Regions from separate parts of the Mus musculus genome. Here all the other regions are linked to region 2. A link is a loop called in an ENCODE intact Hi-C map of the cell type or tissue named here. Cell type or tissue: heart. All regions are shown on one strand. Links, peaks and the distances in the headings refer to the core of each region. The heading gives the core; the rest is flanking DNA. Region 1 overlaps Gm34999 (a long non-coding RNA gene). Region 2 holds the start of Arl6ip1 (ADP-ribosylation factor-like 6 interacting protein 1). Region 3 holds the start of Ccp110 (centriolar coiled coil protein 110). Region 4 has its middle 18 kb from the start of Gm23229. Region 5 overlaps Coq7 (demethyl-Q 7). Region 6 holds the start of Coq7 (demethyl-Q 7).

Region 1 (4,827 bases), core at 255-4,254, 150 kb after region 2:
CAGAATATAAATATGCATGCCTGCATGTGTGCATGCATGTGCAGAGGCCTGAAGGACACTGGGTAGTCTGTATCACTCTCCACCTCATCCTTTAAGACGGGGTCTCTCATTGAACTTAGAGCTAGGCTGGTAGACAGTAAGCCTCAATTATCTTTCTGTCTCTAACTCCAGAAGCCCTGGGGTCACAGGTATACTAAGGCCAAGTTCAGCTCTATTTTACAGGTTTTTAAATTTAGATACTCTCTCTTGTGCAGCAATTGCTCTTACCAGCCAAGCTATCTCCTTAGACCCCTGGAATTCTTTGTTCTAAAGAGAACATTATTCAAAGAGCTTCCTCAGCCTAGAGCTCTGTGTGTGCCCCTTCCCTCCCCCCTTTTCTCCTTTATTCACCCCAGACAAATGTTTACTGCTGAGCTATTATACATCCCCAGCCTGTCCTATTCTTCTGAGATTCATGTCCTCACAACATGGACCTTCTGACAAGTAAATGTGGCTTGGGATTGGCTTCTCAATTGAGCGCCCTTTGAGGAATTTGACAACTTGGAGGCAGAGAGTTGGGAGCTGTTTATATAATAATGTGGCCTGAAAACAAGCAGGAGCGTTTGTTCGATCGTGGGTTTTGTAGTTACTCCTGCTGCAGAGTCTCCTTCACAAGAGGAAAGCCCTTTACCATCAGCCATTTAGAGAGAAGCCATGTGCTGCTCTGTGGGCTGTGTTCTCCTCCAGCAGGTGCTTTCCGTAACTGGCTGGTTTGCAATGCTTGGGTAACTCCATAGTTTGACCAGGCATTTCCAGATCTTCCCTGGGAGAAAAGAGCCATTGGCTGCGGTTCCTAGGGGAAAACCAGCTCTGACAGCAAAGCTTTTCGAACCCAACCTGTAACTTACACATTAGGAATTGCCACAGGTGATTCTAGTTAGAAGCACCCCTCACTCCAAGGGGTTGACAGCGTCAGTACAGAAGCAGTTTAGGTCACCAGCATCCACAGAGCCACCCTAGGGTCTCAACATGCTTTCTCCTTTGGCCTCATCTGTTGAAAACCCAGATCCCAAAATGTTCTAGAAGCAGTGGTTCTCAGCCTTCCTGATGCTGCGACCCTTTAAGATAGTTCCTTGTTTTGTGGTGACTCCCAATCATAAAATTATTTTTGTTGCTATTTCATAACTGTAATTTTGGTACTGTCATGAATTGTAATGTAAATCTCTGTGTTTTCCAATGGTCTTAGGTGACCCCTGTGAAGGGGTTGTGTGACCCCCAAAAGGGTCGCAGTCCCATAGGTTGAGAACCGCTGCTTTAGAAGGTAAGGCTTTGAGAGCTGGAGATGTTAGCTCAGTTGGCAGAGTGCTTGCCAGGCATGCAGGAAGTCCTGGTTCCTCCCAAAGCATGGGGCAAACACCCAGGTGGTGGTGCATGCCTGCAATTCTAGCATTGAGAGGTAGAGGCCGGGATGGTCAGGCTGTGGAAACTGAGTCCACGAGAAGAGGACTAGTACCCTTAAGAGAGAGGCCTCGCCCTGATATAGCTACCTTTTTACATTACTGTGAAAAAATTTGAAGAGAAGAGAAAGAGTTATTTGGGCTTACAGTTTGAGCAGTCTTCATTTACAACAGCAGAGAAGGCACAACAGACTTCACACTGTGGAGAATGTGTCTAGGATTCCTCAAATTTCCACAGAGCAGGAAGCAGAGACAGAGAGGGGAAGAACTTGGGTTAGAAACAGGCTTGACTATGACCTGTAAGGCGAGGCTCTACTGATCCACTTCCTGTAGTCACGTTCCACATTGTAAGGTTCTCCAATCTTTCTGAACGGTGCCACCACGTGGAGACCAAGTGTTCAAACACTGTAAGGACATTTCGCATTCAAACCATTACCCCTACTGTGGGAAGGTATAGTACAAAAGTTATAGAAGTTAGGTCCTCCTCAGACACTGCATCTGTTGGTGTCTCGACACTGGACTTTCTAGATGGTAGAATTCTGAGAAATGAATTGCTGTTTGTAAGCCGCCAGTCTATCCCAGTCTGTAACATCACGCTGTAGCCTCCCACACAAAGACAAGCATCTACTGGTACATATGGTTCTCTGCTCCTTTGTTTATTTGTTTTGTGAGTCAGAGTCTGGACTATTGTTTGTTTGTTTGTTTTTAAACAGAATTTCACTATGTAGCCTGGCTAAAACTAACGTAGACTAGCCTAGCTTCAAATTCACAGAAATACACCTGACTTTATCTCCCAAGCCCTAGGCTTACAAACTTGAGTCATCCCTTGGGCCTTATTTGATTGACAGACAGGGAGCTCGTCTTGCAGTAGGCTTGGGAGGTGCCACTGCCCATTACTGCACCAGAACCCAGAGTGATCAGCCTAACGGAACCTGCTTTTCCTCAGGCTTTTCTGGAAGTCTGATTGCACAGTTAGTTATTATTTATGGTGGTATGTCTCAGGCTTCTCCCCATTTATTTAACTATCAGCTTAGAATGGATACCCAACTCCTTACTGACAGAATATATGTAACAGGCACAGCTACAACGGCACAGCCATGTAGTGTGTTCGTAGAGCGGGCAGAACTGGATTCTGAAGGAGCCCTGGGATCTCCTTATTGGTCATTACAGGTGACCTGTGCCCTCAGTGTTTTCTCTGGATTCCAAATTCTGCAGAAGAAAAGGGAGGCATTAGGTCCCCAACTTGTAAAAGCTGAGAAGTCCCAAATCAAACTCCAGAAAGAGTCCTACTTATCTTCTGTCTGTCTGTCTGTCTGTCTATCTATCTAGGTATCCCCCTCCCTCTCTTGAAATCTGCAACCCACAATCTTGGAGGCTAACAAGGGGAAAAGGATGAGGGGAGGGCTTCTCTTAGCCGCACAGACTCCTGGGACATCACTGTAAGCCTTTGACAAAGTTTGTACTCTCCAGCAGTAAATTTCTTTTTATTTATTTACTTATTTATTTTTAGAGACAGGGTTTCTCTGTGTAGTACTGGCTGTCCTGGAACTCACTCTGTAGACCAGGCTGGCCTCGAATTTAGAAATCCACCTGCCTCTGCCTCCCAAGTGCTGGGATCAAAGGTGTGCGCCACCACCAACCCGCTGGTAAATTTCTTTATGTTGTGTATTTCTTCACTTACTTATTTGACAGGTGGTCACGTGTCTAGGGTGTGAAACCGCTCTGTACCTGAGGACCTTGAACTTTTGATCCTCCAGCCTCCGACTTCCTTCGGAGTACTGGCCACCACACCCAGTTTCAGCTTTATTTTTGAGATAGAGCTTTGGTATGCAGCCCCGGCTGGACTCAAAATCACAACCTGCTTGCCTCCGCATCCTGAGGGGTAGGGTTACAGGTGTGCACCTTCACACCCTGTGGCATCCCTTATTTTAGAGAAAACTGAGACCCGAGGCAGTAAACGGACTCCCTCTGAGTGACCAAACTCTAGCCACTTTCTACCCCATTGTCCCCTCCCCTACGGCTTCACACTAGCACACAGGGACAGGAGTGAAGGGTGAAGGCAGGCTTGAAGACCCCACGGCACATGCGCCACTTAATCACCTTAAAACTGGGCGTGGTGGCACATTCCTGGAAGCCCTGGAGACAGGAAGAAGTTTAAGATCATCCTTGGCTAAAAATAAGTTTGAGGCCAGCCTTCATGACATGCGACCCTGTCTCAAAGCAAAAATAAAACACAACCAACCAACCAACCACCACCACCACCACCCAAAAAAACCAAAAAACAAAACCCACATGTTTTTAAAAACAAGATTTCTCCTCCCTTCATCACTTTCAAGCAAAGGGCAAAAAAAGTAAACTAAGGTATGGACTAGATTACCACAAAAGGTTTTTTGTGAGTTAGAAACTTCCAGAACAATAAGGTTTCTGCCCCTCTCGCTCACAAGTTTTGCGCATTCCACTCTGTGGCACTTTCTACGTGTTTAAGGAAACCCTTAGTCCAGATGCAACTTTGTTCCAATTCTGAGTCAGCCTTGGTTTCACTTTCAAATCACTGCGTAGCAGTCTGGTAAAACGTTGAGTAAGGAGTAAGAAGGGAAAGCTGGAGGGTGGGGCTGGGCGGGGCGAGTGAGCAATAGCTTGTTCAGAGGATGCCACCGGGGAGTAACAGGCAGTAATTAATAACATGGCGGTCAGAGTCACAGCCCTAGTGTTAATTAAAGAGCTTCCTCCTTGCTGGCTTATTCTCTAGGGCCCCCTTGGAGGAGCTCACGGACTTTAATGCTTCTGCCTGAGGTTGTTCGCATCCGTTGGTGGGGACTGGAAGGCCAGGTCCTCAGAGAATCAGAAAACAACACCACAAACCCAATAACCGCCCCTGGGCAGCTGGACTGGCTTCAGGGAGGTACATTGACCTGTACTTCCAAAAGCTTCAGACACATCTCAAATTGAGTTTTTATAACCCGGGTCCTGGCTTTTGTCAGGAGGGTGGGGTCTGGAGGGGACAGCTTCAAGATTAGCATACGGTAGAAGCCAACTGGCATAGAAGCACAAACCTTTCTATGACTATTACTGACCGTTTTTCCCTCTGGTACTTGGGACTTCATCAGGGACGCCCTGGGACTGAGCCATAGCTAAAACATTCCCATATTTTAGTGAGTCAGGAGAATCACCCAGATTGAAGTGTAGTCTGTATGGGCCTTGGGACCAAACTTGGCATTCAGAATTTCTCCCGAGTGATACTGATGCTCAGGGCCGTGAATAGACTTACAAGAAAGAATTAGGACAGTTCTGATACCTGGGTCTTGGTTTTGGGTTGGTGGGGAAGATTGAACAATAGGGTTGTCTGGGGCTTCCAAGAAGGTTCTGGTGTGAAATAGGGTCTGATGTGCAT
Region 2 (4,827 bases), core at 476-4,475:
GGTTTTTTCGAGACAGGGTTTCTCAGTTAGCCCTGGCTGTCCTGGAACTCATTCTGCAGCCCAGGCTGGCCTCGAACTCAGAAATCTGCCTGCCTCTGCCTCCCCAGTGCTGGGATTAAAGGCGTGCGCCACCACGCCCAGCTGGGTCCTCAAAATTTACTAGAAGGAATATAATAAAGCAAGAGTGCTGAAACACAAGAGTTTGCGTGTCCGGGATTTACTCAACTGCATCAAGTTACAACTTTACATAAGGACTACAAATCTAGAAAGAGGGCAAGCTGCTTGCAATAAAGGCATTCCTTTTGGATTATGTATTACAAAAGCTTCTCTAAGCACAGGCTATGAACCCTCTGAGCATTAGCAATAGAATCTCACTTACAGGAACAGCAGGGAAACCACACCCATGATGGCAGGTGGAAACCAGGCTCTTTCCCATCGAAGGACTTTGTCAGCCATCAGCATCACCTCTCCCCAGCCTTGCAGCTGCTCTTCAAGACTTGCAGTCTCCACGGCCTACACATGATCAACAGTTAAGACTGTTACTTTGCCAATCTCAACACTTTGGTGGCTCAGAGAGTACTTTCTCAGGCATCAAAAACACGTAAAATGCCTTTTACAAAACTGTTATCTTAAACAAGGTGAGTCATGAAAACCTGCAATTTTGGCACCAAATATGAAAATCCATGGGTAGGAAAAAGCCTAGGCTTTAATGGTCATTTTAGCACTGGGCCATATGTCCATGATGTATAATAATATTCCCAAGATTTCACAATTTATTTCAATATTCATGAAAGTGAGCTTAATATGGGAAACTAATATCCCCAAATGCAGCCACAGAGCCAAGAGGCAGTGCTCAGAATATTACTAGATTGAATATTCTGTTTGCCCATTTCAGGTGGTTGGCATTGATCTGTCGATTGGCCGTTTTATTGATTGAAGTCCTTCTAAATCCATCAGGAGAACCTTTCCCTTAACACTAAGTACATAAATCTCTAAAATAGCTTTGTATAATGGAATGACTCTGATGTTGGCAGTCACTGTGGAATTAAAGAAAACTCTTTCAACCAAACTATGTGAGCTCAGCACTTAATGGCTCCTCATCATTAATGATAGAATTTCAATTAAATCTCAAAATTTTTCTGCATATGTGACAACTAGCCAAAAGCACACCTTTACCATGGGCTACTGTGACCTGAACCTATCAGGGACTTTGGTAACGGAAGGTATTTAGAACCTGTTTGTGCAGAACTCTGGATTCAACATCCAGGAACTACATACACACAATGCCCAACTGACACTATCAACTCTTCACAAAGGAATATGCAAATATAGAACAGTTCAGGCTAATTTTAATAAAGATGAGATATGTGACTAAGTACTTTTGACATCTCCCCATACTAGAAATCCTAAACATTTTACATGTTATACTTCAATTGACGCTCCAAAAAAACTGGAAAAGGTATTCTCACAACCTCTACTTTAAGATAAGGCGACTGAGACATAAAGGGGTTAATATATTTAAATCCAGGAAATCCAAGACTAATGGACTTGCTCTCCTTAAAATGATGGAAATAGTAGTGATCAGGCCCTCTCCCATGATAGTTTCCTTGTACAGCAATTAATCCTCTTATTGAATTGTTTGCTGGTATTGTGTAGGAGGAGTTTAAGGGTACAGGGTAAGCATCTCTATTGTATGGTACTGTGTGTGTGTGTGTGTGTGTGTGTGTGTGTGTAGGGAATTTAAGGATACAGGGAATGCACCTCTAAACACAAATACAAACTGAAAATCTTGCACTAATCAAAACTGTCCCGAAGAATCTTGTCGGCACTTAGCAGTTAAAAAGGCAGGCATTAAAAGCTGATTGCTTTTTTCATTTCTGATATGGCCTGCCTTTTCTGGGGAATGACAATACAGAAAAAAAAAAAAAAAGATCTTTCGTTCTTGCCTAGGTGGGTGATGCAGTTAAAAATTTGAAACTAGCAGGGCCTGGTGATGCGCAACTGTAATCCCAGCACAGGAGGATGACAAATACAAGGCTAGCCTCGTCAAGCTACACGAAAACCTAGCCTTAAAAACCAAAAACAAAGACCTAACCAAAAACAAAGACCTGTAATGAAGCAAACGCGCCCTCTTCTAATACCATCATCTCGTGTAGCTCCGTCAAATCCGTGCTAAATCATTTTTAAAGTTGCATCCAGTCCCGTGAGTCCCTCGCCAGTTCCCAGACAAGTGCCAGGATCCCCCACTGTCCTTTCCGCAGAACCCGTTTTCAGCTTCCTGCGGTGAACTCCAACCAGCCAGCTCCAACAAATTCTGTGTCAGCGATAAACTAATTCTCTGTAGCAGCCCTTTGACCCTCCACCCTTGCGCCAAGTTTTAGGAGAAAAAGAATCATGATTAAAAATAATCTACGGAACATGAGATTAAGATCAAAGGGCAAAACAGGTAGGTCTCCGGCCTGAGCCGGAGCGCTAGACAAGGCCCCTGGCGGCCGAGTGCCCCAACCTGTTACCCAGGTTCCTTCTTGCCACAGCCCCCTTCTCACACTTCCTCACGCACGGCCCAAGCCTTATGGTGCAGGATTCCGGGGGACGTTGGGGATCGCCAGCAGCGACCTCCACCGTGGAGATAAGGCCTGGCTGTCCCTGGTAGTCCACCGAGGCCAGGAGGCCCATCCGGAAACTCCGGGGACAGACTGACCACCGCAACTCACCAGCAGGTTGCTGCTGCGGTTATCCCCCTCCGCCATCGTTCCAGACTCGCGGTTATCAACGAGCGAACACACACTATCCCCCCAACACCAGCAAGGCAACCCGAGCGCGGGGGAACGCCCCGCAGTCTGCTTATATAGGCTAGCTGCCTTTCCCGACAGCCCTCGCGAAACTCGCTCCTCATTGGGTAGACCGCACTCCGGCTTCTGGGAAGTCGGGCCAACCGGCAGCTAGCGCATGACTTGAAATCCAGGTCAAAGGAGAGCGAAACTGAAAGACTCTGACCAATCAGAGTGCAGGGGTGTGGCCCTCGAGAGGCGGAGCGGAAGGAAGCGGTTCAACCGCCGTACCTAGTCTCTCACCCAGATCTTCCTAAATCCTGGGGCCTCTCTAGTCCCTAGCTCTTCTGCTGGAAATCAAAACCGCTCAGGCGCCTGTCCGCTCAGCTGCGCAGGGGATGCGCAATGGCATCCTATGCGGAGGCTGGAAGGGCAAGGACGCTTTAGGTTGCTGTGGCACCTGCTGACTGAAGTATTGGCTGCCCCAAGTGAGCGCTGTCTGTGCCTTCTCCCCAGCTCTGGCCTTTGGAGAACATGGAAGATGCACAAACTCTTAAAGGGCTTCATTTGCAGCCAGTTTTTGGGGGAATCATTTGCGGGGTGCTTCACTTGATAATCTATGAGTACTTCAGGTAGCTAGGGGAGCGCTTCATTCGGAGGGATGGATGAGTAGAGGAGCAATTCGGATGTTGGAGGGCTTCAGACTGATAGATTAATGGATGTATGGGGAAGCCAGGCTAAATACGACCTTCAACTAATTTTAAATTATTTTTAAAAACACTTCGTTCCTTAATTCCCAGGTTCTTTAAAGGCCTTGGAGGTTAAAGAGAAATGTGAGAGATCACATAGTGCTCCTAAATATGCCTGGTCCCTTCCTGGCCTATGGTGGCTCTGTCAAAGGGGCATACAATTTGTCATAGAACTTGTGGAAAGTACTAGAAGGTACAGACAACAGTTTTGACCAGGAAGGACGCTCATTGTGTGTGGGCGGGGCGGGGGGGGGATATTATGACTTCGGTTGATACAGAAATCATGTCAAAAATTGTAAAGCCTGGAATTCCCTCCTTCTCCTCAGTATTGAGAACAAAAGGACCCAAACAGCTGCTACCAAGCAATGAGGTGCCCATCTTGGTGGTACCAGGAGCAGTCACTTTGCTAAGAGAGGGCAGAGTAATAAGTTTTTCCTTGGCAACTTGGCTACTGCCCCAGAAAGCTTAGTTTAGTCGGTGTTCCCAAAGTAAAATTTAAGTTTAGGCCAGTCCCAGGTCCCAATCCAGCTCTCACTAACCTTCCAAATGGCTCAGAGGTTACAAACACCTCTTTTTCTACCACAAAGTGACCTTTTGAAATGTGTCAGAAGATGAAGCTCGTAACACAAATCTTCCTCAGAACTTTGGCACTGCAAATGAAGAAGATCTTTGCAAATACTCTTCTTCTTTCAGAGCTTTCACTCACAATTAAGGCTCTGCAGTTTTGTTTTAAATATTGCTAAAATTAAGCTTCATGCATTTTCTGTGTAATCCTGGCTGTCCTGAAACTTGCTTTATAAACCAGATTCGCCTAGAAATTCCACCTATCCTTGCCTCCCCTGGGATTGAAGGTGTCGATTCTTATCTAAGAACTTTCCTACTGAAATAATTAACTCGCTGTTCAAAAGGGAGTAAAACATTTTTTAAGAAATTTTTTTAATTTGGAGAGATAATATGAAAAAAAAAAGCCACAAAACTATTGCAAAACAAACTTTCTGGGATCTACTTCAATAAATTCAGAGCTTAGATACTGTTATCTTTTTAAGACTTGAACCTTTATTTTTATTTTTTTGAAAAACAGGTATTTCATACAATCTTTACCATGTTAATGTAAAGTAGGCAGGTGTTTTTGTTTTTCAAATGATGCATTATGGACATTTTCAGGAAGCTGGTGTTATTTATTCAACTTTTAATCTTAAATACAAGCACAAAATTATATCCATCAGGAGGCATTACAACTTAAAAATAAGCCACTATTTGTACAATGTTACTAAGACAAGGAAGATTCAGTTCAACTCAACTTACTC
Region 3 (4,827 bases), core at 245-4,244, 580 kb after region 2:
TGTCTGTCTGTCTCTGTGCTCATGGGTGTGTGTGTGTGTGTGTGTGTGTGTGTGTGTGTGTGTGTACATATCCCAGCCTGCAGATGTTTGCACCTTCACATGAAGGTCACAGCACAGCACTGGGTGTTGTTTCTCAGGCACCATCCGCCTTTTGTTGGTAGTAGATTCTCTTATTAGACTGGAGCTTCTCCAGGTTGGCTAGACCGGCTGGCCAGTAAGTCCCAGAGGTTCACCTGTGTGTCCCCCCCCCCCCCTTGCTCAGCACTGAGATTGCATCAAAGCCCAGTTTTTAAAAGTGGATTCTGGCAATCAAACCCATCCTTATGTTGTTGGGCAGGCACTTGACTCATGCCCCAGACTTGATGTATATTTTATACAAGCAGAAATTTCTTGAGAGTTGAGCATGTTGACACTTGCTTTTAATCCCAGCACTCAGGAGGCAGAAGCAGGCCGATCTCTGAGTTTAAGGATAGCTTGGTCAACAGAAGTTCTGGGACAGCCAGGACTACAAAGAGAAACCCTGTTTTAAAAAACAAAAAACAAACTAAGGGAACAACAACAAAACCAGCTCCCCTAAAACTAACAAAACAAAAAACCCAAGCAAACAAATGAAAACAGGAGGAAGAGATTTCTTTAAAAGACTTTTCATTCTCAGATTAGAATGGTAGCCCACACCTGATCCAAGGATCTCTGGAGTTCCAGGTCTGTGCTTAAAGAACTCATTGTGGTTGGGCTAACTCCCACATCGGCTATGAAAAGATCTCCCTGTATTCTCAGTTTTTGTTTGTTTGTTTGTTTGTTTGTTTGTTTTCCAAGACAGGGTTTCTCTGTATAGCCCTGGCTGTCCTGGAACCCACTCTGTAGACCAGGCTGGCCTCGAACTCAGAAATCTGTCTGCCTCTGCCTCCCAAGTGCTGGGATTAAAGGCATGCGCCACCACTGCCGGGTGTATTCTCAGTTTTTAATCCCTGTGCCTGCAGAGCAGGTTAAGCAAATGTTTGTTCCTTCCCCACCTGCTCAAAAAGAAAAGGCAAGATGCCTTGGCAAAGGTCACATAGCCTTGACCTTTTCAATGTCAACTGCGTTAGTTTCTAGTGTGGCTTTTTGCATAATAAAGAGCTGGGGTAGAAGGACTGACAGAGGCAAAAGACATGGAAGTAGAGCAGAGAACTATAATAGCAGAGAACTTGGCTTGAGTTAGATGTGCTAACCGAGAGACTGCCCCAGCAAACAAGCCAACATCCTTATACTATACACAGGTCTCCAAGTCTTTATTATTAAGTTATAAGTGGAACCCCCACCCCAAAGCCCCACATTACATTGTCCTCAAGATTAACAGAACATGTCTGGACCTTGGACTCCATTTCAGGGCTCACTCACTGCTATGGGGCACTCTTGTCTCTGTCAGCTTTGTCCCTCACACCATGGTCCCCTCATGCCACCCTTCTTGAGGCACTGCCTCTGTTAAAGCCTTTGCCTGAGAGCCCATTCTCTGCGTCCCAGTGTTTCACTGGGATAGTGCTAGTGGGACAGATCTCACCTCTTGATACCCATCATCCCATGATTCCTCTGCCTCCAGCTCTTAGCCTACCTTTTTATTTTTATTTTTTGGCATGAGTGTATATATATATATATATATATATATATATATATATATATATATATACACACATGTACATATGTATAGGGAGACCAGAGATATCCATCTCTGTTGGGTATCTTTTTCAGTCAATTTCCACCCTAATTTTTGAGGATCTCATTGAAACTGGCTAGAATGGCCGGCCTGAGATCGCCAGGGAGTTCCTATTTCTATATCCCCAGGACTGGCAATTATAATTTTTAGCCAGGACTCAGAGCCTTTTTAGGGGAGTGTTCAGGCTCTGAACTCAGGTCCTCATGCTTGAGTGGCAAATGCTTTAGTGACTGAGCATCTCTCTAGATGACCCTTTCCTCCTATTAGAGATTTTTGTACCAGGTGCAGTATAAGAGTTTTCTCTGTTATGCCTCACAACCACTCTTGGTAGGCTCTTTAAAATTCCCACTATACATAAACAAAAATAAGCACCAGGAGGACGGCAAAGCCCAGTTATAGAATGGAAATGGTGTCATTAAATCAAAAAAGCTCTTAGTGAGTAATTTAGGTAAGAACTGATAAAAAATATTGGTGGATTTTTTTTTTTTGCCAACTTGAAGTTATCTTTTCCTCTGTATATTCCCCGCAACTGATCTGCAAAGAAGTGCAAATATATTAAAGCCTTGAGTTGGTGTCTGCGATTCAGCCACATTTTTCATTTATAGGGAAAACATGGGTGAATGTTGTACATTTTCCATCGACCAAACAGGAGACTATCTCTATACAGACAGACAGACGGACGGACGGACGGACAGACAGACAAACAAAAATACCCGACAACTTCCCAGGAACACTTTTGGGGTTTAAGGCCCTGAGGAGACTTTCTATGGTAATTTATAGTCAAAGCCCTTAGTTTGCAGTGAAGACTACTCTTCCCAGCGTGCATCTCGATTGCGTAAAGCTCATGTAAGCGCTTGCTGATGACCGCAGTGCACTTTGGGAATTGTAGTCTATGGAGGCCCAACCGCTTCAACTGCCCGCCAAACAGCCACCGGAAGTACCGGCCCTGAGGGGTGGAGTTGAGCTGGTGGCGGCGGCAGCGGTTGCCAGGATCCCGCGTTGCCGCCTGAGGGACCCGTAATATGGCGGGGAGGAGGAGGAGGAGAAGGCGGAGGACCTAGATGCGCTCTGTCTAAACCGACTGAGGCCTTTGCTTACAGAGGAGGCTGGTCCACGGGCAGAGAAGCTGACCGGGCAGTAGGTGTCAGGTGTGTGCAAGAGGACTGGGTTCGTTTTCCTACGGGTCTAGGCTGAGGTGAGACCCGGCATTGGTGTCCCGAGGGACAGAAGGCCGGCGTTCCGGACCCGGTTTGGCTTCCCTCGGTCACGAGCCCTTGAAGGCATCGGGAATGGGGAGGCGGGAGTTGAGGACCGGGGTCAGGGGGACTTGGAGGGGATGCTTGGATGCTGGCTCCGCCCAGTGAAGCATCCTGCGCTGAAGAGTAGGCACTTCATGGTGACTTCAGTTTGGTGTCGGAGGTAGTGTAGGAGGAGATGGAGGCGTCCCCCGGGGTGTGCACTGGCCATTTCTAAATACTGGTTACCGCAACCAAAGGCCCATAGGAGCGCTGTTTACACCAGCTTTGCCACTCTGGGGCATCTGCAGGATAATGTAGCTGGTTCTCTCAGACACCCATGATGCTGTTAAGTGGTTCCTACCTTAAGAGATGGATTTGGATGAGAAAGCCCTTTCTCATGTTTTCAAGTCACATTTGAGTCTCAGGAAGAACCAAAAATTGTCTCTTCTCCAAGAGTTCACACGGAGGTGATAAAAACACCATTATATCCTCCGTTTGGAAGCAGCTTCCACTTACTGATGCTTCTATTTGTCCTACATACAGTCCTGCGATTGCTGTCTGTGCCTTAGCTCATTGTTTTCTCATAAAATCGCCTTGAGACAGAGCCCCACTTTATAGATGGTGGGGTCCAGGGATATTAGCCTACCATGAATGTACGAACAGCTAGTATGTCCTTAAACAGCATATCTTTCTCCCTTTACAGACTCTGTAGGAAGTTTATGTGTTTGTGGAAAAACTTAGTGGTAAGCAGCCAGCCTTGGAAGCTGTGTTACCTTCGCCTTTCCTTTCAGTGACATTTCTGAGTACAGGTTATGAATAAGTAGATAGGAGCCATGAGGCTATAGGGTTTGCCAAGAGACTTCCTGGACAAAGGTCACTTGTAATTAGGTAGAAATGGAGTAGAAAAGGCATGCCTGGACCTGCTGAGGCTGGTGTGAATGTAAGTGGACCATGGACCAGTAATGCCTGATGCTAAAGTATGGGGTGGTAGGTTTGAGGTTGGGATCACCTTGTCATCAAGACTCCCTTAAAATAAACCTTGCTTGCAAGTGGTAACTGGTGTGAGAAATGTAGTGCCCTCTTGCACAATTGTAGAATCCCGGACTCTCTTTTTAATGACTACTTTTGCAATTGAGAGGTACCTAGTTCTCTGGGAATAGGGTTGTTCTCCAAGTTGCCATTCTCAGAATTCTCTTCATTCTGCTAGTCTTGCTTTACATTGCTTGATCTATTTGCCCTAATTAATTTATTCAATAATTGTCTGAAGTGCCTACCACGTGCTGACACCATTGTGTGTCATGGCGAACCAGTGAGCAAGACTGAGAAGGTACCTGTTCTTATGGAGTTTACGTTTTGGTGGAAGAAGATACACAAAACCCCAGGAAATAAACGAGATCATTTCAGATAGTGGTAAGTACTCTGGAAGCTGGGAAACATCAAGGTGATGTGCTAGTGATTGAGGTAGGGGAATTAGGATGGGCTGAAACTGAAGGTTAGGAAGGTCCAGTCATGCGCTGGATCTTCTGGAGCGTTCTCCAGTCTCACATGAGCACTGGAGCTTGAATGTCCAATTCATTGTCCCGCTGTACGTTACTCTGTTACTGTAGCTTTGCAGTGTGTGGGGGACCACTCAAGGGAAGTGGATAGCTCTCTGCAACAATGGGACATCTCTCTATGATGCTGTTAGAAGAAAAGGAGAACTAATGATGGCAGTTTATATCCTTAACCTTACCAGACTATTGAGTTTCTTTCTTTCTGTGCATAAGCTCAGAAATTATATAACATCATTTTTACTCTCTTTAATAGTAAATACAAAGGGTGTATTTTTAAAAAGTAATTTAGCAGAAATGGATTTATTGGGACTTTTCTTATTTCTTATCTACTAGGAATTTTGGT
Region 4 (4,827 bases), core at 343-4,342, 170 kb after region 2:
GGCCTTCAGTTTGCTGTGTCTCAGTGGCACTTACCCAGTGTGAGACCCTGTGCTAGCCCCAGCATCTGTGACTCTCAGGCTGACTTTGGATTTACTGTGTAGCCTATGATGACCTAAACTTTCTGACCCTCCTGTCTCCACCTCCTAAGTGCTGGGTTAGAAGTGAGTGCCACCATGACTAGTTTCTGTGGTGTGGAGGATGCAGTCCAGGACTTGGTGCACATAAGCAAGCACGGTACCAACTGAGCCACATTCCCAGCCAAAGCGCCACAGATCTTGGGGTTAAGGAGATAGCTCTGTGGTAGAGCACATGATTAGCCTGACAAAGCCTAGCAGTCGTTAACATTTGCCTCTCCCTGGCTCCCAGACAGGTTTCACTATGTAGCTCTGGCTCGTTTGGAACTTCCCATCTAGCGGCTAGCCTAAATTAACAGTCAGGTGACCTACAGGGCCATGTGAACTGGACCAGAGTCTCTGCAGGCAATGCTAACTAGAACTTTGTGTCTCCACATCACCTCAGACTCACGTGATATGTCACCTCTTTATCTACTGGTTTATCTCCAGTGTGCACCCAGCAGATTGAGGACTGGACCTTGCCATCAATACCTGAAGTGGAAACTCTACAACACAGTGGGGCTGAAGACGCCCAGTTCCTGAAATCCCATGGTTATTTTCAACACTGAAGAAACCCCCTAGGAAGCAGTCCCTTTCCATTACCCCTGTGCTCAGGCCCAGGAAACCATTAATGTCCCTTTTGTTTCTGTGGGTGCCTCTTCTGGACATCTTACCGGAATGAGGACTATGAGGTGAGCCTCTCATGGCTGGTTTTTTTTTTTTTTCTTCTGCAGCATATATCAGACACACACACACACACACACACACACACACACACACACACACACACACACACACAGTGTATGGGTACACCATTGCTGTCTTCAGACACACCAGAAGAGGACATTGGATCCTATTTTAGATGGTTGTGAGCTACCATGTGGTTGCTGGGAATTGAACTCAGGACCTCTGGAAGAATAGTCAGTGCTCTTAACCTTTGAGCCATCTCTCCAGTCCCCACTTTATATTCTTTTTTTTTCAGTGAAACAGTATTCCCCTGTCTTAGCTTTGTTTTGTGTAGCTCTGATAACTCCTACAAAAACACCTGAAAGGAGAAAAGTTTCCCGCCCACGGCTGATCCATCATTTTGGGGACGAAAGGTGTCAGGAGCCTGAAGCAGCTGGTTCTTTATAGCCACAGTCAGAAGCAGAAGGCATGGATCTAGTGCTCGCACGCTTGCGCTTGGCTTGCTCTATTTTATACAGTCCAGGATCTCCACTCAGGGAATGGTCTCCATCACAATCAAGAAGTGTCCTCATCAGCCAACTTAGGACAGTTCCCACAGACAATTCCCAGAGGCTCTCATAGGTGTGCCTGGGGCCTACCTCTGAGCTGTCAGGGTCACAGACACGCACATGCGCACGCGCACACAGACAGGCCTCCCACTGTTTATTCATTGCAGTCTTCGGCAGACATTTGAGCTGACCCTACTCTTTGGTGATTGTGAACAGCGTAGGTTTTTGTTTACCTCGTGCATCATCTCCCCCAAAGTGGCTTAGAAAGCACAGGCTACGGTTGAATCAAGTGTTAATTATTTCTATTCCCTTCCTTACATAACAGTCACTTCCAAAAGGCTTGCAGATGGTGGACCACAGGGATGCAGAGAGGCAAACAAGAAGTGGGGAAGGGTGGGGCAGAAATGGGCTGTTTTGTAGCTTTTGTGCTTGAACCAGTGAACTGTGGAGGCTGGAGAGGGACGTGTTTCTGTCCGTGTCTGTGGAAGTCGGCTAACTATCATCAGGCAAAAATGACATATTAAGATGTTGGGAGATGTAAACCAAAGCCAGGTGGAAGAGGCAGGACCCACCTACTAGGCAGAGCTCCGAGGAGAAGGTCATTAAAATCCAATTGTTTCCCCACATTAAATCGCTCAAGTTAGGAGGAACCTATTTTAAATAAAGAGAAAGAAAATAGAGCGGGAGGGTAATTTCTTTTTAATTGTTGATACAACTCAGAATAAATTAAATTGTAATTAAGTTTGTTTACTTATGAGGAGACGAAGTGTGGGCGCTCTGTAGGGGCCTCTTCAGCCTTTTGAAAATAAGACCGCTTTGTTTTCCCAGGATGCTTCCTGGGGAGCATCCAAGTCCTTCGCGACTTCGGCTGCTACGGCGCGTCCTCTAGTGGCCATATGTGGAAGGTCGGGCAACAGCTCTCTTCCAAGAGAGACCGGCCTTCAGTTATGCAGGAAGCCATCTGCAAACTAAGCCCCCAGCTCCCGACAACACACACACTTTTTCTTTCTTTCTTTCTTTCTTTCTTTCTTTCTTTCTTTCTTTCTTTCTTTCTTTCTTTCTTTCTTTCTTTCTTTCTTTCTTTCTTTCTTTCTTCCTTCCTTCCTTTCTTTCTTTCAGGCTGGCCTCAAACTCACAGTGATTTGCCTGCCTCTCCTTCCCAAGTGCTGCAATTAAAGGAGCTCGACACCATCTCCCAGCTATTAGTTTCTAAATATCCGAGGGATGACCTTGAAGTTCTGATCTCCGATCTTCTGATCTTCACCTCTTCAGTGATGAAATGACCGATGCGCACGTACACACACACACACACACACACACACACACATAGGGTGGCCCGGTTGGAAACAAGGGCTTTGTGCGTGCTAGGCAAGCACTGTAAAACCTGAGCTACATCCCCAGTCTCAAGAAAGACCACGAGTTCAAGACAAGTCTAGGCTATAAAGACAGATCCTGTCTCAAGAAAGAAAGAAAGAAAGAAAGAAAGAAAGAAAGAAAGAAAGGAAGAAAGAAAGAGGGAGGGAGGGAAAGAAAGAAAGGATGGAAGAAAAAAGGGATGAAAGGAAGGAAAACAAACAAACAAACAAACAAACAAAAAACCAGAAAGAAAGCTGGGCAGTGGTGGCACACGCCTTTAATCCCAGCATTAATCCCAAATTCACTTGGGAGGCAGAGGCAGGTGGATTTCTGTGTTCGAGGCCAGCCTGGTCTACAGAGTGAGTTCCAGGACAGCCAGGGCTATACAGAGACACCCTGTCTTGAAAAACAAAACAAAACAAAACAAAACAAAACAAAACAAAAAGACAGAAAGAAAAAAAGGAACCGTGTCCAGGCTGGCTGCTTGGATAAAGAACAAGAAAGGGGGGCAGCAACCACATGGTGGCTCACAACCACCCGTGATGAGATCTGACGCCCTCTTCTGCTGTGTCTGAAGACAGCTACAGTGTACTTACATATAATAATAAATCTTTGGGCGAGCAGAGTTGACTGGAGTGAGCAGAGGTCCTAAAAATTCAATTCCCAACAACCACATGAAGGCTCACAACCATCTGTACAGCTACAGTGTGCTCACATACATAAAATAAATAAATAAATAAATAAATCTTAAAAAACAAAAAAGGACAATTGCCATTTTAGAACTACTTCAAGAAACAGGGCTGAGGTAAGCTTGAGACTGCCACACTGTGCGCAGGCAACCACAGCAGAGGAAAAGGTGAATTACCCCCAAATGCAACTAACAGATAGCTAAGGCTAATGTAATTTAAAAAAAAGAAAAGAAAAAGAAAAAGAAAAAGAAAGGGAGGCTGGAGAGGTGGTTCAGAGGTTAAGAGCACCGGCACTGGCTGATCTTCAGGGGACCCAGGTTCAATTCAGCACCCACATGGCAGTTCACAAGCGTCTGTATTTCTAATTCCAGGAGATCTCACACCCTCACACAGACACACGTGCAGGCAGAATACCAATGCACATAAAATGAAAAGAAAGCATTTTATAAAGAAGAAAAGGAGGGGATCCTGCCTGCCTCAGCCAGAGCACTAGGATTACAGGTGTAAGCCACCACTTCCGAGTTGGAGTTAAAAGTTTGCCTCAGCATGCGGCACTTCAGGGAGGAAGAAGGGGTATCTAAATCAACTGTGTTATGTACACACACACACGCGCGCACGCGCGCGCGCTGCTATTTGAGCTGTTTCAGGTAGCCCAGGATGACCTCAAACTTACTACGTAGTTGTGGATAACCTTGAGCTCCGACCTGGCCGCCTCCTGATCCCTGGGTTTCTAAGCGGGTGCCACCATACTGTACCCCTGCCCCTTCAACTTGTTACTTATTTTATTTAAAAGTGTTAACACATTTATTTATTTATTTATTTATTTATTCATTCATTCATTCATTCATTTATTTAGTGCCCAGGCGTTTACAGCTCTGAGCTTGCATGAATGTGGGGACTTCCATGTGACGTGGCCCCCTCTGACCACTCGGTCCGTCCGATGGTGGCATTGATTGGAGGCGGTTATGGAACCTTTCAGGTGGAGTCTAGCTGGAGGAAGGGTGTCCCTGGGGGCAGGCTTTGAGGTGCACCAACTGTAATCAGCCCGTTTCCTGCTGCTGGCACATGCTTTCCCACCTTGGGGAACTGTCTCTGTGCACTTGTAAGCCAAAATAAACCCTTAAGTTGCCTTTGGTCATGGTATTTTGTCACCAATACAATGATATCATAGGTTCTATCTCCAGTATTGTGCCCATCCCATCCCAGAAAACTTGCTCAAATGATTTTGTGGGAGTGAGGGAGGTGTGTTCTGTGTGCATAGATGGGAGATGGAGGGCACTTTGAGAGAGTATATTCTGGACCTCCCTCTGTCCCTCCGTCCCTCCGTCCCTCCGTCCCTCCGTCCCTCCGTCCCTCCCTCCCTTCCTCCCTCCCTCCCTCCCTCCCTCCCTCTCTCCCTCCCTCCTTTCTTCCATAGAGGTCTCATTGGGTAG
Region 5 (4,827 bases), core at 476-4,475, 400 kb after region 2:
TTTCCCTCTCTTGGCTTCCTGTTCACGATGGAGAAACTTCCTTTCTCCACCACAGTGCATGACCTGAGCAACCATGGACTAAAAACAACCCCTGAATCTTTACTTCTTCAATTGATTCTCCCAGAGATTTTGGTCACAGAGACAAACAACTGGGCAGCTACAGTGGGCTTCTTCAAGGGTGATGCTGGAGTTTGAACCTGAGTGGGGGTGGTGAGGGATTTGGCAGCCACTGACTCAGAAGGTATTCTAGGCCGACACAGCCACTGCAAAGAACATCAGACAGACCTGTGTGTGGCATTTGTGAGGAGCGCAAGGAGGCCAGTGGCTGGAGCCGAGTGAGGCAGGGATATGCCCAGAAGGCCAGGCCACCTGGAATCCTCTTCACCACCATGAGGGCTTTGCGAAAGAGCCGGGGGAGTGAGCCAAGCTGGCTTCCAGCTGCCAGCGTGAAGATGGAGTGTGGGAGGACAAGACCACGAAGGAAGCTTCTGGATTCATTCGGTCAAGAGAGGGAAGTGACTGGTTGGGCCCAGATGGAGCACGGAAGGTGGTAGACGGGTTTTCATGTAGTGATACCCCATCCTCAACTAGACAACTAGAGGGAGCTATCAGGGAGGCCACTGTGGAACCAGACTTGGAGAGACAGGGAGGCAAGGGGTTCAACTTGTGACACTTGGTGAAAATGTTTCAACTTCCAAATGGAGGCATTGGATAGGCAGCTGGAAAATAGGAGACCAAGACAAACGCCCACAAGGAAACAGCCTGGCCCGAGGGTAAGCAGGAGCGTGAGGGTGCGCCTGGAGCTTATGACATTAAGAGACCAGGGGTGGAAAGGGCGAGCCAGGCGAGCCTTCAGAGTGGTCTTCAGGTCTGCTGTCTTCATAGTTGGCCACCTGCAAGCATCACCCTTAGAATGCCACCTGCTCCCCTCCCTCCCACTCAACTTCCTTTTAATGGGCACCTACTGTGTTCTAGGACAACTGATCTTTCACAGGAGAGAAAGAATGGCCACTAACGAGACAGACACAGCAGCAACCTGAGCCCGGCTAGAGACGTCTGATGGTAGTCCACGCAGAGGAGGTTACAGCCATCTTTACCCTTTCTTCTCATACGTAACGTCTTCCTATTACTTAGTCACAAAGTTAAAATCACTTTTGTTGGTTTTATTCCTTACTTTCATCTTTATTTATGTGTGTATGATCTGGTCCTAGGTATGAGGACATTCGACCCCCTGGAGCTGGAGATATGGATGGTTCTGAGCCTTCCAGTGTGGGTGCAGGAACTGAACTGGGGGTTCTCTGGAAGAGACACAAATGTTCTTAACTGCTGAGCCACCTCTCCAGCCCTTGTTTTGTTTTCTTGCTATAGGGTCTCACTATGGACCCTACGTTGGCCCTAAATTTGTAATCCTCCTGCCTTAGCCTCCCGACTGCTGAATCCTCTGAGTGGCAGGGAAGAGGTCGCAGCATAGAAACTATCTGTTGGCCGCCACCTTGCAAAGCCAGAGCCACTGCAGCAAGCCCCAGCTCATCTCAGGCTCCGCTATAGGAACCACTGACCAGTGCAACTAGGTCAGAATTTTGGTCTGCAAATTTCATTTGTTTTTTTTTCTTGCTGTATTGCTCAGACTGACCTCTAACTCCTGCCTCAGCCTCCCAGGGAAGTTTGAAGGGACATTCTGAGGAGAACTGAGGTTTTTTTTTTTTTTTTTTTTGGCTTTTGTATTTGACAGGGTCTTGCTACGTAACCAACTGGCTCATGAAGATCTCTCTCCCTCTGCTCCCCACGGCTGGGATTACAGGCATGTATCACCACACTCTGCTTGATCCTGGGTTCTTTGTTTGTTTGTTTGTTTGTTTTTCTTTAAATATATTTTGAAAATTTAAAATAATAAAATAGTTCACAGAAATACTAAATTTTTGTCAGTCTGGCTTATTTGGAGATAGCAAACCTTGCAGAAATTATAATTCAATTGTAAATAACCCACAGCTCTGTATGTTATTGTGGTTGTTTGCTGGGGCCGGGTGTCATGTACGCTGTCCTCAAACTTGACGTGTGCTGAGGATAGCCCTGGACTCCTGCAGATCTTCTTGCCTCCGCCTCCCATGGTGCTAGGATTACAGGCCTGCATCACCACACCCAACTTAAGTATATTTTTGATTGGGATAATGCCATCCTGCCTTAGTCTGCCAGGACTGCTATTAAAATACTGTAGGCTCAGGAGCTCATGAACAACAAAAACTTGTTTGCAGTTCTGGAGGCTATGAAGTCCAATATCAGGGTGCCAACAGGTTGGTGTCCAGTGATGTGGAACAGACTGTGGGTCTCCCTAGGCCTCGTTTCTATAAGGGCACTAACCCCACTCCTGAGGTCTCTGCCCCTTATCTGCCACCTCCCAGCCTCCTCTCCCTTCAGGTGTCTCCTCTGGGGTGAGGGATTTACCACCTCCTACCATCGGCTCTGGGTGAGAATTTTCAGGAGCCATAGCTACCACAGTGCTTTGCCACGTCATGCTGACATCAGAATGCACAGCGCCTCCCTCGAGAGACTTCCCAGTCTTGCTTAGCCCATCTTATACAGTCTAATGTTTTTAAACTCTAGAAATAGAAGTAAAATAAATCTTTAAAAAAGGATTCCTGTTAACTGACGAATGGTTTGTTCTTGATGTCTTAGGCCCAAATTAACTATAAGACCAAGGGAAGACCAGCTGCAGGTACTGTAAGGTGAGCAGAGTTAGTTAACTGCCAACCTCACAGCACAAGAAAACCAAGGAATCCAGCGCCAAAGAGTTTATTGACAAACACAAGCCCCAAACCCGGCCTCTTGTATTAACAAAACACACACAGTGATAACTGTACAGCTCCTCCTCCACAAATATCACTCCTTAAGTTACGACCATCTTTTCTAGAAATGGATCAATAGACATACTCTAAAACCTTTCTGATAAATATATGGCTGCACTGCATCCGGCCTGGATAATCCTCTTCAACAAGGCATACGCGGGAGCCTGCGGAGAACAAAAGGCTGCGATGTACTAGATGGTAGAGTATGGTCTAACATGCACGGCGGCACCCTGAGCTGGGAAAATAAGCAAAGGGGCAAGTGGTCTGTTAAGTGGTAGAGCGCTTGCCTAGCAAGGCCCTGGATTCAATGCCAGCCCCTAAACAAACAGCAAGGAAACCCCACGAGATGCATCTATTTTCAGATGTCAGACCTGGACTCACTGGTAGGGCAGGGTTTGGGCTCCTCTGGATAAAAAGAGGATCTGGGAAATGATTTAATTTGAAACAAAAGCCATTTGAAATTCTAGAAGCATCTATGGACACTGAACTGCTGGGTTGTTTCTTGTGTTAGTAACAGAGCAGGACACAGGAGCCTCACCATGGACCAAGGCTGTGCTTGGGTGCTTTCTGTCAAGTACCCGTTTCCCTGCCTTCTGACCTGTACTTTCAAATGTCTCCTTCTGGGAACAGAAACCTTTGGCCCCCACAACCTTTAAAATGGCCTGGGAGCAGCACAGGAAGAGTTGCCCCTACCAGCTCTGCGTCATGGTCCAGGCCTGTATCGTGGTGTTCAAGCTCCTCATCGCGAAACTGCTTGATGACCTGGGAAGAAAGGAATCGCAGACCGGGGTGAGTCGGCACCCCAGGTTGCCGACAGCTCATCCTGTTTCCAGGCCAGAGCTTGTGTCCTCACATACAGCTGGCAAAGGCTCGCATGCTTTTTCTACCCTGGCACTCCAGTGGGGTGAACAGCCTTGCAAGAGTAACCCATAGCTGTGGCTCTAATGAGACTTATTTACAAAACGAGCAAGGCCACAGGCTAGGGTCGGCCAGTGGCTGACTTTAGGTTTTAAAAAGTGAGAGTTGTTGCCTGTCTTAGTCCCTGCTCTGTTGCTGTGAAGAGACACCATGAGCAAAGCAACTCTTAGAAAGAAAAGCATTTAACTGGGGGCTTGCCTGAGGTTTCAGAGGTTTAGCTCACTATCAGCTTAGCAGGGAGCATGGCAGCAGTAGCTGAGAGCTACATCCTGACCTGCAGACCAAGAGAAAGACCCTGGGCCTGGCATGGGCTTTTGCAAACTTAAAGCCCCGTTCCCCAACAACATACTTCCTCCAACAAGGCTAATCCTGAGCCTCCTAATCCTTCTCAAATAATGCCACTCCCCGACATCTAATCATTCAGATATGTGAAACTGTGGGGGCCGCGCTTATTCAAACCACCACATGGCCAAGTACAGTAATACACACTGACACCCCCAGCCCTAGGAAGGCAGAGGCAGGAGGGCCAAGAGTCAAGACAAGCCTTTGTCTCAAAAGTAAACCAAACAGAATCTAAGTAAATGAACTGCTGTTGGGGAGAGTGCTGGAGGATGGCGACCAGGCAGGAGGACCTCTGTAGACGCTAGTTTTAAGACCAGCCCAGGGCCAAACAGTTCCTTTTTTCCTATAGAGAAACCTGAGGAAAATCACCCAACCTGAAGAGTTGATCATCATTTTTTTTTAATTTTATTTTTGGGATTATTAGTAGTTAACCACAGCATTTTTCCCGGCCCCTTTCCTCCCTCCCATATACCCCTCTCTGCTCTCCTTCAAGTTCATGGCCTCTCTTTTCATTAGTTGCTGTTGCGTGTGTGTATGTATTTGCTTATACATATTTAAATCTAGCCTGCTCTGTCCGTATAATGCCACCTGTATGTATGCTTTCAGGCTGACCTTCTGGCACTGGACAGTGTGCTCTTCCCTGGAGAAGGCCACCCCTCCCATCTCGACCTTCCTGCATCACTATGGTTCTTTGTGTAGGGGTCAGGCCGTGTGGATTTTTCTC
Region 6 (4,827 bases), core at 513-4,512, 400 kb after region 2:
TGAGCCAGTTGTATTTCTCAACACAATCTTGTTTGCTTGTGCTCTTACTTTTTAGCAAAGAAAGTTCAAGGCAACCCAGTACTCCTTTTTAAAAAGTATATTAAGGAATAACAAGGGGCCTGGGGAGGTGGCTCAGCGGTTAAAAGCACTGACTGCTCTTCCAGAGGTCCTGAGGTCAATTCCCAGCAACTACATGGTGGCTCAGGAGCATTTGTAATGGGATCTGATTCCCTCTTCTGGTGTGTCTGAAGACAGCTACAGTGTGTTCACATATATAAAATAAATCTTTTTTTTAAAAGAAGAATAACAAGGAGCTGAGCAGGTGGGCCAAGTTTATATGGCTGGCTTTTGAGGTGTGATAAACAGGATTCTTTATAACTGAGAACACACTGGAATGTTCTCTCAAACACAACTTCTGCACTCAATGACTGGGAGAGGGTAGTGTTTGTCCTTTTACCTAAGAAATCAGTATAGGTATTAATCCCAGCATGAGTTGGCAGAGCTCTGTGAATTGAAGGATATCCTGGTGAACAAGCAAGGTCCAGGTCAGCCAGCGCTAGAGGCTGTCTCAAAACCAAATTAAAACCTATCCAGTAGCAAGGCTAGTTTTATTTTTTTAAGGAGACACACACTTAAGGTTTTTTTTTAATTATTATTATCATGAGGGTATATGAAACAAAGGAAACTAAGTTACTTCATAAATGAAAACAAGTGATTCTTATTGTTAACCTGTTCACTGGGTTAGCAAGGAACCTTAAAATTCACATCCCTGAGACCTGACTGCCTTGTTACACACTTTAAAATAAAGCTGAATCGCAGAGCTAGAAGCTCTCAAGAGTGCTGTTCCAGCCATGGTATCTGGGAGATTTTAAGTGGCAAATGAGAAGATTTTAAGTGGCTTATGGACACATAAATTACATACTAAGAGGCTCTTAAAAAGTCTCTTCTGATCCATTTATCACCAAGGAAAACATCTCTATAACTGGCATGTCTTGAAAAATATCCAAACACTTGCTAAGCACTCTTCTCTTCCAGAAAGAAAAACAACCTTGGACTCAAGCCTTGGAAGGCACACACAACAATATCTAATGAAGTTTCATAGCTGTTCTCATGGTATTGGTGGTGGTGGTGGTGGTGTGTGTGTGTGTGTGATTACTCATCCATTTGGGGGCAGACAATTCTGGCTTATTATTTACCAAAAGGATGTAGTTTCAATTAAATTACTTAATAAGTTGTAGTTAAACAAAAACACATCTCAAACCTCCAAACAATATTGCCTTCAGGCAAAATAGAAATCTAATGCTTGAAGATTTAGTTTCGAGAAAATGACCACGATTTTCTGGGGCAGCTCGGATGAATCAGACCTGAATCCAAACCTACCTCTCTCCATTCCAAATTCAAAGCTTACCATATTTTGCAATACAAACAGTCCCATGAGAGGCTTGATAAAAACAGAGACTCTACGGCTCAAAAGAAGGCTCAGCAGTTAAGAATGTGTACTGCACTTGCAAATGACTTGAGTTGGGCTCCCAGCACCCATATATAGGGATTCACAAACTGCCTGTTACTCTAGTTGCAGATTCAAACCCCAATTCTGGCCTCTCTAGAATTTAATTATTGTGCGCACGCACGCGCGCGCGCGCGCGCACACACACACACACACACACACACACACACACTTTTTAAAACTCTAAAACCTATCAATCCAGTGGATAATGAGGGGGACCCGAAAATCTGCATTTATAACAGATTGATGCTGTCGTCGGAAGGCTACTTTGCTTGAGAAAGTCCCGAGTGGAGACCGGAGGGACACTGCAGGACACTCAAGTTCCACACTTGCACTGACGTCACATCACAGGCTGGTAATCACTTGTTCCCCGGCAGGGCATCCTGCAGAAGTTCACCCGTTCCTATCAATCAACTAGACGTACTACAAACCCCACCCCCATGTCGCGCGCTTGTGACGTATAGACGTCCTCCCCGTGACATCCGTGACCTCCACTGCAAATAGTCACCGGCGAAGAGCCCCGCGCCGAACCACGACCCCGAACGGCCGGTACCTGAGAAGGGCCTCCGGACACCAGTGCGCAGGCGTCCCACGGAAGCAGCCGCTATGGCTCCGGCGGCGCTCATCGCTGCGGACAATGCAGCTATGGTCCAAACGCCCCGCCAATCGTGCTCTCGACTCAGGGTGATGACGCATAGATGCCGCGGACCGAGAGCCAGAGGAAACGCCCCTAGGCCCTGGATTACACCCGATTGGTTAGAAATGACCGATTCACGTACTCTATTGGGTCTTCCCCCTGTCGATCATTGTAACGTCGTGAAGGCGCCCGGTCGGCTCTTAGGGTTGATGCAGAGCTGCCCTGGAGAGGCATTTTAGGTTAGGGTTTCTCCCTGTCTTGGAAAGGCGACCCGCAGGTCACTGTTGTTTCCTCCACGTTATGGAGATTATTTTTCTCTATTAAGAGCCGATTTACACCTGAAAGTCAGCAATTACCTGGTAAAACATGCCAGTTTTCGGTGTAATTGTGGGTTTCCCAGTTTGTTTCCCGTTACTTTCCGTTCCTTCTCAATTTTTATATTGAGATTTGCTTCATTGTTCATCCTTTACTGGATTATTCATGGCCTAGTGCACATTAGTGATGAACATAGCTGTGTGTTGAGGGAAGGAAAATTTAGTAACATACATTAAACATTTTAAAGTGCATATCCATTAATATGACAGCTAGGATCTAGCCAATAGAAATAAATTTTCAAGTCAGATAAGTATATAAGGGGAAAAACCATACCTGCAAGGATAATCAGTGCCTATTATAGGACCACTAGAGACTGTGGCTTTAGGAAAACTAGAGTTTGCACCCTTGGCGGGAGGGGGGCGGGTATTTGATTCATAGCTACTGTAAAATAAATGAAACTACTAACCCATTCTATATAATTATAGTGTTCAATTAGTATACTACAGTAACTTAAAATTAAGACGAGCCCAAGTACTGGGCCTTAGCGGCAGTGAGGGTACTTAAATATTCCTGTGGAATACTCAACCTAAATCTGGCTCTCAAAGCCTTCAAATGTTCAGAACCTTTCCCGTGCATTCCACTTCTAGATCTGTCCTAAAGAGATAAAAGAATGTTGAGGTGTATGTCCTAGTTATTACTGGAAATTTTTGGAAGTGTTAAAAAATTGGAGCTAGAGAGAGCTCAGAAGTTGAGAACACTTCTTGCTCCTGTAGAGGACCTGGGTTTGATTCCCAGAAGCCACAGCAGGAAGCTAACAACGGCCTGTAACTCCAGTTCCAAGTGACCCAGCACTCTCCTCCGGACTCTCTGCACATGTGACACACAGACAAATACATGTTTTTTAAAAAGGTTACCATCAAGAGAATGCTAACAAACTATGACTCATGAGCACAGTTAGCAGCTCCCTGAAATGGATGTAATGACGAGTTCAGATCTGATTATGTCACTCAGGCTTGCCTTAAACTGGTGAAATGGCTGCTTTGGCCTCTGGAGCTTCCAGGGGTGTTAGAACAATGAACTTTGAAAGAACTTTGGATAAAATAGAACATTTAAGTGGAAAATATGAGACTACTACATTTTCTTTCTTCCCTCCATTTGTGCTTGCTTGCTTTCTTCTCCCTTCTCTCTCCTCTCTCTTTTTCTCTTTCTCTCTCTCTTTCCCTTCCTCCTCCCTCTTCCCCTTCCCCCACTCTGGTTATGAGACAAGAATTTCACCCTGTATCCAGATGACTTTCAACTTGCTGTGTCATCCAGGCTGGCCTTTGGTGCCTCTTTAAAAAAAACTTGTGTGCTTATGTGTAATTTTGATTTTTCTCTGTGGTTTTCAATGTTCTCATACTTTATAGTAAGCACTTTCATATTTTCAAAAGACAACGAAGAATATGTGATTCCATAATCAAATTCTGAAATATAAAAGCAAGTTTGTCTTAGTTTTGTATTTTAAGTGTAAGGGAACTGTCTCTGAAGGTGAAGGAATTTGTTCACAGTCACACAGCAAAGAGCATGTCCCATGTTTCAAGTACCTCTCATGCTCTGGACAGGTTTCTGGTAAAGCCTCACTCTACAGAGTAAAGATGTGTTCAGAAGTTCTCACACGGTCAGATCTTGTACCACCCAGGAAAAAATGAATTCTTCTGTTCGCAAATACTTAGAGCATAGTGGCTAGCTGCCATCAGATTTTTGGCTGTGAGGTCTGATTTGCCAACTTAACAGTTAATGCAAAGTAAAGACCTGTCTAACTGGATTCTCCTTCACTGAGATGAGAACATTTCGTGGCTGCGAGAACCTGCAGGTCTGCTCTGCCAGAAAGAAATAGAGAGGGAGAGAGAGAGAAAGAAGGAGAGAGAGAAACAGACAGATAGACAGACAGGCAGACAGACAGACAGAGGGGAGAGAGAATAGAAAAGAGAGGAAGGGGAAAGAGAAGGGAGAAAGAAAAACAGAACCGGAGCCTATAGTAGCAGACGGGAAGTGAAAATGTTTGCAAAGGCTTTTAAAGTTCAATTTCCCAGTGTTCCTATGGGGGAAGAATGACAATACCTACTTCAAGTACCCACCAGTGACTGCATAGTTACTGGAAATGTGTGTTACCACTGTGGAAGGCTAGATGGCCATTACAAAAGGGAGCTACTTGGAGAGAACATCAAGATGTTATTAAGGAGAAATTAAAAAATATGTATTCACAACACGCACCCAACACATATATAGCTACTTTCAATATTTATTATATATTTATAGAATATTAAAATAAATACAAACAGTGGCTTTCAATGGTAGCAAGATATAAAATGCTTAAGATATTGTCTTT

What was found. Hi-C counts contacts between places; a loop is a spot of excess contacts. Peaks named below come from ENCODE experiments on the same cell type or tissue, not always from the same donor. Only the 100,000 strongest peaks of a DNase experiment are listed, where the experiment ranks them.
Region 1: it touches region 2 in a loop (2.9-fold over the local background); 2 of 42 quality-filtered maps call a loop at or near these places.
Region 3: it touches region 2 in a loop (6-fold over the local background); 11 of 42 quality-filtered maps call a loop at or near these places.
Region 4: a loop joins it to region 2, with 3 times the contacts of the local background. A loop is called at or near these places in 8 of 42 quality-filtered maps.
Region 5: it touches region 2 in a loop (2.9-fold over the local background); 8 of 42 quality-filtered maps call a loop at or near these places.
Region 6: it touches region 2 in a loop (2.3-fold over the local background); 8 of 42 quality-filtered maps call a loop at or near these places.

The regions. Positions count from the first base shown.
Region 1 is chr7:118,273,670-118,278,496 of GRCm38, forward strand. The region is part of intron 2 of Gm34999 (a long non-coding RNA gene); the gene reads left to right. Among named protein-coding and RNA genes, the nearest start is that of Gm23229, 3.8 kb to the right of the region's middle. In heart, for the core only: a CTCF peak has its summit at 1,817 (motif pointing left); a DNase peak (open chromatin) is centred at 4,092.
Region 2 is chr7:118,126,755-118,131,581 of GRCm38, forward strand. It overlaps Arl6ip1 (ADP-ribosylation factor-like 6 interacting protein 1), which reads right to left and starts at 2,871. Exons shown (of 6, transcript NM_019419.2): 1 at 2,715-2,871; 2 at 380-513. The coding sequence starts at 2,750. Smg1 (SMG1 homolog, phosphatidylinositol 3-kinase-related kinase (C. elegans)) reads right to left here. Exons shown (of 63, transcript NM_001031814.1): 63 at 4,558-4,827. In heart, for the core only: a CTCF peak has its summit at 2,485; a DNase peak (open chromatin) is centred at 2,937; H3K4me3 peaks cover 3,180 bases; H3K27ac peaks cover 2,449 bases.
Region 3 is chr7:118,709,908-118,714,734 of GRCm38, forward strand. It overlaps Ccp110 (centriolar coiled coil protein 110), which reads left to right and starts at 2,636. Exons shown (of 15, transcript NM_001360794.1): 1 at 2,636-2,841; 2 at 4,199-4,341. In heart, for the core only: no CTCF peak of the experiment used is centred there; a DNase peak (open chromatin) is centred at 2,604; H3K4me3 peaks cover 1,405 bases; H3K27ac peaks cover 676 bases.
Region 4 is chr7:118,295,598-118,300,424 of GRCm38, forward strand. No RefSeq gene overlaps it. Among named protein-coding and RNA genes, the nearest start is that of Gm23229, 18 kb to the left of the region's middle. In heart, for the core only: a CTCF peak has its summit at 2,236 (motif pointing left); a DNase peak (open chromatin) is centred at 2,244.
Region 5 is chr7:118,522,288-118,527,114 of GRCm38, forward strand. Coq7 (demethyl-Q 7) reads right to left here. Exons shown (of 6, transcript NM_009940.3): 5 at 3,537-3,605; 6 at 2,775-3,007. The coding sequence ends at 2,930. Among named protein-coding and RNA genes, the nearest start is that of Coq7, 8.7 kb to the right of the region's middle. In heart, for the core only: no CTCF peak of the experiment used is centred there; no DNase peak of the experiment used is centred there.
Region 6 is chr7:118,531,119-118,535,945 of GRCm38, forward strand. It overlaps Coq7 (demethyl-Q 7), which reads right to left and starts at 2,238. Exons shown (of 6, transcript NM_009940.3): 1 at 2,061-2,238. The coding sequence starts at 2,133. Tmc7 (transmembrane channel-like gene family 7) reads right to left here. Exons shown (of 16, transcript NM_172476.4): 16 at 4,726-4,827. In heart, for the core only: no CTCF peak of the experiment used is centred there; DNase peaks (open chromatin) are centred at 1,963 and 2,193; H3K4me3 peaks cover 1,868 bases; H3K27ac peaks cover 1,969 bases.